Linked DNA regions of Homo sapiens: region 2 is linked to region 1. Evidence: chromatin loops called from intact Hi-C (ENCODE). Cell type or tissue: GM12878. All regions are shown on one strand. Links, peaks and the distances in the headings refer to the core of each region. The heading gives the core; the rest is flanking DNA.

The links. Peaks named below come from ENCODE experiments on the same cell type or tissue, not always from the same donor. Only the 100,000 strongest peaks of a DNase experiment are listed, where the experiment ranks them.
Region 2: it touches region 1 in a loop (4-fold over the local background); 12 of 110 quality-filtered maps call a loop at or near these places.

The regions. Positions count from the first base shown.
Region 1 is chr4:81,050,108-81,054,512 of GRCh38, forward strand. It overlaps BMP3 (bone morphogenetic protein 3), which reads left to right. Exons shown (of 3, transcript NM_001201.5): 3 at 3,238-4,405. The coding sequence ends at 3,429. Among named protein-coding and RNA genes, the nearest start is that of BMP3, 22 kb to the left of the region's middle. RefSeq lists a silencer at 2,171-2,220. In GM12878, for the core only: a CTCF peak has its summit at 2,554 (motif pointing left); a DNase peak (open chromatin) is centred at 2,214.
Region 2 is chr4:80,227,223-80,231,627 of GRCh38, forward strand. No RefSeq gene overlaps it. Among named protein-coding and RNA genes, the nearest start is that of PRDM8, 32 kb to the left of the region's middle. In GM12878, for the core only: no CTCF peak of the experiment used is centred there; a DNase peak (open chromatin) is centred at 2,509; H3K27ac peaks cover 934 bases.

The sequences.
Region 1 (4,405 bases), core at 245-4,244:
CACACCCATGTGGGCTGGACTGGAAGAATTGTGGAGTAAAACTCCATGGCCCAGGTCAGGAATGAAGGCTCTTAGCTGATGACATGCTCTCCCCTGCTAATGCATTTGTAATCAAATTCAACTCGAGGACATCATACACGGCTTGGCAGGTGCAGGCCTGACCATTGTAGATTTCATTCACAGACACGGCAGTTTGGATTTTTCTGATTTCTAGCCCTTACAGCCAATCTGTTCTCCCAGAGAGAGATTCTTGGAATTCTGCCATGAGATGAAAAATACCCATACAGTTAATGCCAAGTTCTATACCTTTGCCTCTCCTCATCACCTTAGAAGAGATGGAAAACAGAAATTTCAAATGAAAGTGATTGAGCTGTTGTCACTGACAAAGATCCAAGAGAAGTTAGTTTTGCTTTTTTTTTTTCAAGGAATTTTGCAAAAGCTATAAATAGCAAACACATAGAATTAGGCAGCAAAGAATCTAAACACTTTGAACCAAGTATTCCATACAAAGAAGAAATTCACATTTAATGCGTTCAAAATGATACAACCTCAATTAATTTCCTGAATCTTCCAATTCTAATCTCTGGTCATAAAAATGAACTCCAAAAACATTAAATCTTGATGTGCTAAGTTACTTAAGCAAAAAATTACCTAACTGCTATTGAAGTCGTGCTTCACCCTCATTAGAAAGAGCTGGTAAGGCAAATACCACAGATATGCATTAGTAATTGATATATTAATTTTTTAACTTGTTTAATAAAGAGTCATGAGAAACATGACCTGAACTCAGAAACAAACAGAAATTCCGGACTGGCAATATGCTTTACACCAGCAAATTACCGGATGGATCTTTTGTGCACGATGTAATTATTTCTGTTAATGGCAGGTTGATCAGAGGATTTCATAGTGAGAAAAAAAAAAGCAGGGGAAACTTCCTAGTAATCTGAGAGGTTCCTGATAAGATACACCAATGCAGAATCAGGGGCTTCTGTCCAAATTCCAGTGAGCCCACTAGAGACTACTCATATACTCATAGTTTCTGAATCTATCATTTGTTACTTGAAGCTGTAAAAAAAAGGACAGGAATTTTCCTAGGAAACACCCATGAATATTATCCATATCTACACCAGGTCATTTGCACAGAAACTTGTATTTGTGTTGATAGGAACTATTTCCACAGAAATGGATAAAAATGGAGGGTATGTTGTTTCTTTTAAGTATTTCATCCATTTAACAAGCATTTGTTCCATGCCTAGATTATACTAGGTGCTCAGGAACAGCAATGCACAGGAGAATTTAGCACCCAAGGTCTCATCTAATTAAGTTGATCCACTTTGTATAAAATTCAAATATTATAGGAGTCATTAAACATTAAAATAACAGAATAATTTTGGAAAATCTAGTTTAAAAGTTTTCGCTTTATGACAAGCTATTTAGATTATTGAGTCATAAAAATAACTTTAAATCAGTAGAGAAAAGTGGATGGCTGCAAAAGCTTTCTTTAGAAATTACCAATAGCAATAACAAGCAATGGCTACTGACATTTGTTGTACAATACTGATTGTAGTTTGTGTAAGTTACACAGATATTATTGGTGATGCAGGGCATACAATGTGCAAAATAAAACAGCATGGACTTCCTCTCCTCAAGGGAGGAATAACTTGCTTTGTAATGAATTAAAGCTAATTAATTCAAAGTTAACCAGTCTTTTTAACATATACTGAAAATCTCTAGGAAAAAAAAGTAAGAACAGTTGCCCATCATTAAGTCTAATTATTTAGTTACTTATGCCTAATCACAATAAAGTTGAAGTCTGATGTATGGATTTTATTTCATTGATATTAAAAGATGGGATGAGATTTAACCTTTCTCTGCCAAAAATAATCCTTTTTTTCTTTTTTTTTTTAAGAGTATGCCTGCTTTCTATATTATTGTCTTCTCCCTTGGTTTGTATATACCCTTAAAGTTTTAACTTGTTCCAGTTTCCCATGCTGGGAGCTTTAGGAGTTTGAAATTAAAATACCAATCCACTGGGGCGGGGTTCCTCTGAGCCATGAGAAACATGGCTCAAAGTTCTGAAATTAAAAAGCGAAAGTTTTGGTCAAAGTCCTACTCCTGAATTGGTCTCTGGCAAGTTACCAAACTTCTGTTTCTCAATGTGTTTAAAACAAAACTACTTTCACCTGCCTAAAAGAGGAATCGAGAAACACAGGTGTTGCACAGTGGGGCATCTCTTAGGAAGTTCTTACCACTCTGGCAATACCTAACATTCTGGACTTGCAAAAATGACTGTTCCTTTAGTACTTTTAGCTAGAGCAGAGCTGTATGGGGTTCTCTAAATAAAACCACATGCTTCACATGAATGTTAGTGGTCCCATTTGGCATTTTCTCAGGGAAAAGATTCTTACTCAGGCTTCTTTGGTGAAAGTTCTGGTATCCATAGGATAACTTTAGGCCCTCATAATTCCCAGAGGGAATTCCCAGAGGACGTGGCCCACTCTTAGAACACAACTCCATGCCTAATTCTAAACCAGTGGAGCAACAGTGACCCCCAGTGGCCAATGGTGTGGTCTTCTTACCCCCCAGTTTGTACTTCTAAGGAGAGTTGAATAATTACATAGTGGAATAGTAACCATCCAATCCATCTTGGCAACTATTAAATTAAATAAATCAATACCCCTCTGACCTGCTTGGTTTTATTTTAACAACAATGCCTAAATATCAATATAGCAGTGGCAATAATGTATCTCTGTTAAATAGAGTGCTTGTTAGGATTTTGATTAATGTAGGGTCAATAACGAATCATTTTTTGTTTCAATCCTGTTATTGAAAACACCGTAGAGTGTATTAATTCCATGTTTGGGGGCTAAGTTGTTTGTAATTAAATGATTCTTGCTGAGATAACTTGGTTTAAATCCTCTACCATTTACAAGCTATTTGAACTTAGATAAGTCGTTTAAGCTTTTTGAGCCTTTGTAAAATGTAAGAAATGTTAGCTTTGTTGTGAGAATTAGAGATACTACATATAATATGCCTGGAATGCAGCAGGCACTTAATAAATAATAACCATTTTGGTAGTGGTGGGATAGGCGATTGGGCTTAATGTATAATGATGCCAGAGGTTTTATTAAATTGTTGAAACAAATTCATTAGATAAGCATTTTGTGTAATGAGGACTGAGGAGTGGAAACGCAGTTCCACCTAACATATGTGTTCTTCTTTCATTTCTTTCTCTAGTCTTTGAAGCCATCAAATCATGCTACCATCCAGAGTATAGTGAGAGCTGTGGGGGTCGTTCCTGGGATTCCTGAGCCTTGCTGTGTACCAGAAAAGATGTCCTCACTCAGTATTTTATTCTTTGATGAAAATAAGAATGTAGTGCTTAAAGTATACCCTAACATGACAGTAGAGTCTTGCGCTTGCAGATAACCTGGCAAAGAACTCATTTGAATGCTTAATTCAATCATTAGTTTATTTTTATGGACTTCTTCCTGTTTTTTTTTTTTTTTTTTTTGCACTGCCAATGCATTTTGTTTCAAAAGATTATTTCTATAGTCAGAGGGGAATGAGCAAATAGACTGAAGATTGCCACCAAGGAAAAGAACTGTATTTGTTTCTGAATGTAACTTAAAGCAAGATTTTTAGTAAATATGGACATCTATTTCTCTTTTTGTAATCAAACACAACAACTTATCAAACTGTTTTTAGAACTGTTAGAGAACACACTGGTTTATTTTTGTAATGTTCTTTGAAAACAGAATGGAGAAGCAGCAATAGCTTGTCATTTATCTCATTTAATGACTAATGGGAAATAGAGAACAATTTCGCGTTTTGAATTAGGCTTATTGCCTTAGAATCCTGAGAAAGTGCTAAATAATCAACTCTGATGTTTTTCTTAAGTTCTTGAGACTCTTGTTTATCCTTGTTTTTCCTCCACAAGTCATTGTCTAAGTGTAATGGAAAGTTTATGCTGAGCGTTAGTGTGTATGTATGTGCGTACATGCGCCAGGTGCCTGTGCCCTCTGTAGGATGGTTTGCTTAATATGGTTTTATAATTCAGTTTACACAGGATTCTTTATTTTTTTTAATTTTGTATTTTGGCAAACACCATTCAGTTATAAGAACTTTGCCAAATATGATAGAATAATTCAAGAGCATATACAGAGAGTTACCACTTGACCCAGCTATTTAATTGCAAATACAGTTGTTTTCATTTCATTTCCTACCAGAAAAAGGAATCAGAAACCTAGTTTTTGAAAACACAAGTGTAATTCCTCTTTTGTACTTCTTTTTCACAAATGCTTTTATTTATTCTAAATTGAATTTAAAAATCCTTCCTAAAGCCATTAACTCTTTAATTCTCCTGATATGCCTTTACTTCCTATGAAGTTATTGGTAGATGTTG
Region 2 (4,405 bases), core at 227-4,226, 820 kb before region 1:
TAATGTTTCTCCCTGCTGCCACCATATTCTGCCTTCAGTGACTTGATACGATTTAAATTTAAAATAGTTATTCTGTCAGCTGTGCTGAGAATAGGCTGTAGAAGTGGGCACGAATGAAATCAGTGTGACCAATTGCAAAATTCAGGTGAGAGATAATTGTAGCTCCACCTGGGCTAGTGATAGTGAAAGTAGTGTCAGTAGATGATTAAATTCTGGATACTTTTTATAATGGGAAATTTCAAACTTATACAAAAGTACAAAGAATAGAATAATAAACCCACATGCACCCACCTTCCAACTTCAATAATGATCTACTTATGACCAACTTTTTTTTTTAAATCTACGACTTCCCACTCCTTGCTTTACAAGATTATTTTGAAGCAAGTTCCGGACAGCAAATCATTTTATTCATAAATATTTCAATATGTAATCTTAAAAGATAAGGAACATTTTTAAAACAAAAATAGACTATCACATTTTTCAAGTAAGATTAAATTCTTAACATCATCAAGTATTAAATCAGTGTTCAAATTTCCTTTATTGCCTTATACTGTACTAACTTTTTAATTAGATTGAATTAATAACTAAATTATAATTGATTTGTAAGTCTCTTAAATCTTCAAAAATCTACAAATCTCCTTTTAGTTTTTTCCTTGCAATTTATTTTATAAAGAAACTGGGCTATTTGTCCTATGAAATTTCGTATATCCTGGATTTCTTCTGATTACATTATTATAGTGTCATTAAATCGTGTTCCTCTCTTAACTTTAGTTCCTGTTAATTGGCTGTTAAATATCTAGAGACTTGACCAGAATTCTTCATAGATGGTTTTTATGAACACCTATCAGCAGCCACATGTTTGGTTATCTCTTTTAGGAATGGTAATGACCATTTCTGGTTACTGCCTTGACCCAGTATTTCATTAGATATTTTAAAAATGGGGATTTTCTTCTTCTAACATTTTTTCTTCAATTATTAGCTGGAATATTTTTATTTTTTCTTCATTTACTCCAGAAAGTAGAGCCTGAGACAAAGACTTGGATGCTGATAATTTATTATAAAAAGTGATTCCAGGAAACAAGATTAGGAAGAATGAAAGAGGGAAGGAGAGAAAGCCAACAGAATGGTATGCTGTTGAGTTGGCCACCATTGTGGGCACCTGAGATACAATCTTACTGGATTTCCAGAGTACCTGTGTAGAATGTACTTCACACATTTCTTTTCAAGGACAGAAGAGGCAAATTTATCCTCTGGCTCTGGTCCTCCACTAGCCAGTGGCCAATTTATGGGATATTAACTTTTTTTTATTCTAGGTTGTGTATGTACTGAGTGCCAGGAAGATTTCAGCAAGTGTTCCACACTAAAGTGACTGAGTCTCCCCAGAGCAAACAGAAAGAGACTAGTGGTACAGCTGAGGCAATGTGTTTTTAGGTTACAGCTACCTGAAACAGTCCTAAGTAATGGCCAGAACAGAAAGTAAAGCAAGAGGTTATGAGGCAGTACAAAAAACTTGCATGAGAAGAAAATTTCCCCAATTAACTATTTGATCATTTTGAGGTACAGGAAAATAAAACTTGATCTCACATTCTTATTTTTACCAGTTTTCAAAATAATGAGTTGCTTTGCTAGCATCCTCTATAGATGACTGGCCAAGGTGTGTTACTGTGTGTGTGTGCTTCTTTGAGGTACCATAATAAACTGGTAATATAAACGTATTTGGTAGGTTTGAGTCCACTGTGTATATAATTCTTATTGATGAGAAATTACTATAAGTGTTCTCAATAGCTATGCCTTCAAGTTGGCTCCTAAGTCTTTAACGGTCTTTGACAGCTTCCTTGCACTCTGGTTTAACAACATAGCAGAATTTCTGCTCCAGACCTTCAATCAGCCATGTCTCTAAGGACATGGTTCTATTAATAAGGAATAGTATTTAGAGATTACTTTCTGGACACTAAAGATGGATATATTTTAAAAGCAGATGCAAAAGGATTTCCTGATTGGACATGGAGCATGAGCAAAAATAAGTGTAATACAAGATAGCTCCAAAGTTTCTAATTTGTTCAACTGGAAGAATAGAGCTGCCATCGAGTGAGAAGGGGCAGTTTTCAGGTCAAGCAGGTTTGGGAAGTGAAACTGGAGGTAAAATTTGTACGTGGTGAGTTTATAATTCTATTAAAAATTCAAGTGTGGATATGCAATTGGATATAGAAGCATGGATTGGATTCATGGGCATATAGGTAAATGTTGGGAACCATGAGAGTTGTTGAATTCATCAATAAAGAATATTTAATTAGAGATAAGATGAGGACCAATGATTAAGCCTTCAGATAGTCCTTATGACAAAAGTAAGAGGTTGGTGAAATAAGTCGGTACCAGAAAAGATAACTGGAAAGCAGTGTCTAGTGGCTTAGGAAGCAAACCAATGTGGTATCCTGGAAGCCAAGTGAAGAAGGTGCTTCCATGTGTAGGTAATGATCAATTGTGCCAGTGCTGCTGAAAAGGGAAGAAAAACCAGGACTGAGAATTGTTCATTATATTTAGCAAGTTGACATAATTAGGGATCTTACAAGTGGTTTCAGTGGTATTTTAGAAATGAAAGTAGAATTGGATTGAGCATAAGCTATATTTGCATACAAGCTGCTGGTCCCTCTATTCTGTTTCACTGATTCATTTATCTCTGCCTGGGCCATTACTGCACAGTCTTAATTACTACGTCTTAACAGTAAATCCCACTATCTAGTAGAGCAAATTCCTCTTCCTTACTCTTCAGAAGTATCTTAACTATTCTTAATCTATTAGTCAGCTATAGACATGTACATAGAAAATCCAAAAGAGTCCACAAATAATTGAATAGAATGAAAAGAAGAGTTTAGCAAAATGACTGGATTTCAGAGCAATATATAGAAAGTCAATTGTATTCCTACATACAAGCAGCAAAAGCTAGAAAATGTAATGAACAAAAAGACACTTTTATAATAATCAAAGTGAACATCAAGGAATATCAAATATCTGGAAAAAAGTATTTATGCAAGATCTCTAATAGGAAAATTATAAAACATTATCAAGAAATATAAGAGAAAGCCTAAACAAATAAAGAAATATATCATCCTTATAGAGAGGAAAATTTAGTGTTATACCGAAGCCAGTTCTTCTCACTATATTATATCAAGATTAATGGAGGAGAGAAGAGGACTAAGGTAGGGCTTCAGAGAAAAGTTGCACTTGGAGGAGGGAAGAAGCAGAGGAGTCAAGCAAGAATTTCTGGAAGATGCAAAGAGTCTTCTTCAAGGAGTATTATGAGAGAGTGCCTTGGCAAATAAGGATGAAGAACATTTCCAGAAAGATTGAATAGTCAATAAAACTTGATTATATCAAGGCTGGATTTAAAATGTTCAGATCTGGCAATTAGGAAGTCATCACTGAGTTTTGCGAGAAGAGTTGCAAGGAGAGAAGTGAATGGGTAGGAGGGAAGTGGAGACAGTGGACTTAGAAAATGAAAGAAAGGAGAGAAAGAGATGTTAGCCTGATGAGATACAATAGTCAATAGAAGATTTCAGAATAAAATGTTTATTTCTGGATTGAGAGATTTTAGCTTAAATACACAGAGAAAGAACATAGCAGACCAATAGAGACTATTTGTTGACCACAGGAAATAGTACAATAGGATGTTTATCTAAGCTTATTTTTCTTCAAACTGTCAGAAAATATCAATTTTCACTCATCCCTGTAAACCAATGAAATACATAAACTATAGTTTCTAGAAAGCTTATAATTTTAAATATAGCTGTAAGCTGTGTAATTTTGTTGGCTTTCCATGACATTGCTTTATGTTAAAATGCTTCTTTTAGAGTTTACAAATGCCTTCCTCACGTATTATCTCCTTCAAACCTCAGAACAACACAGTGAGTTAGTTTGGTTAAGTAACATTGCTGTATATTACAAATAAGGAAGCCTAAAATATTTTTTTATTTCAAAGTTCTAAAAAAGTTAATTTTCATGAAGTATTATAGCAGCAAACTAAGACTGCGTAACTTAGCCATAAATAACTATTGTGTTGCCAGTGTTCACAGCTGTGTTGCTGAGGACACAAGGAATGGATAAGTCAAAGGATAAGTATGTGCGACATCACTCGATCATGGCTAATTTGGCTCACCTGAATATTCTGAATGTCAACCAGACAGGATTGGGTCACAGGATATATAGCTGGGAAGTGAATGAGCAAGCAGAAATAATTATCAGTGTAACACAAGAAGCACCAGACTTAGAAGTTTGTTCCTGACTCCGTTTGAGAATTTAGGCAAGCAGTTCCCTCTGCCTTATTTTCCCACTGGACCATAAATGAAGAAATTATCGATGTTTTTAAAAATTATAGATGTTTTAACTTTTCCAGTTATATTTTGCATTG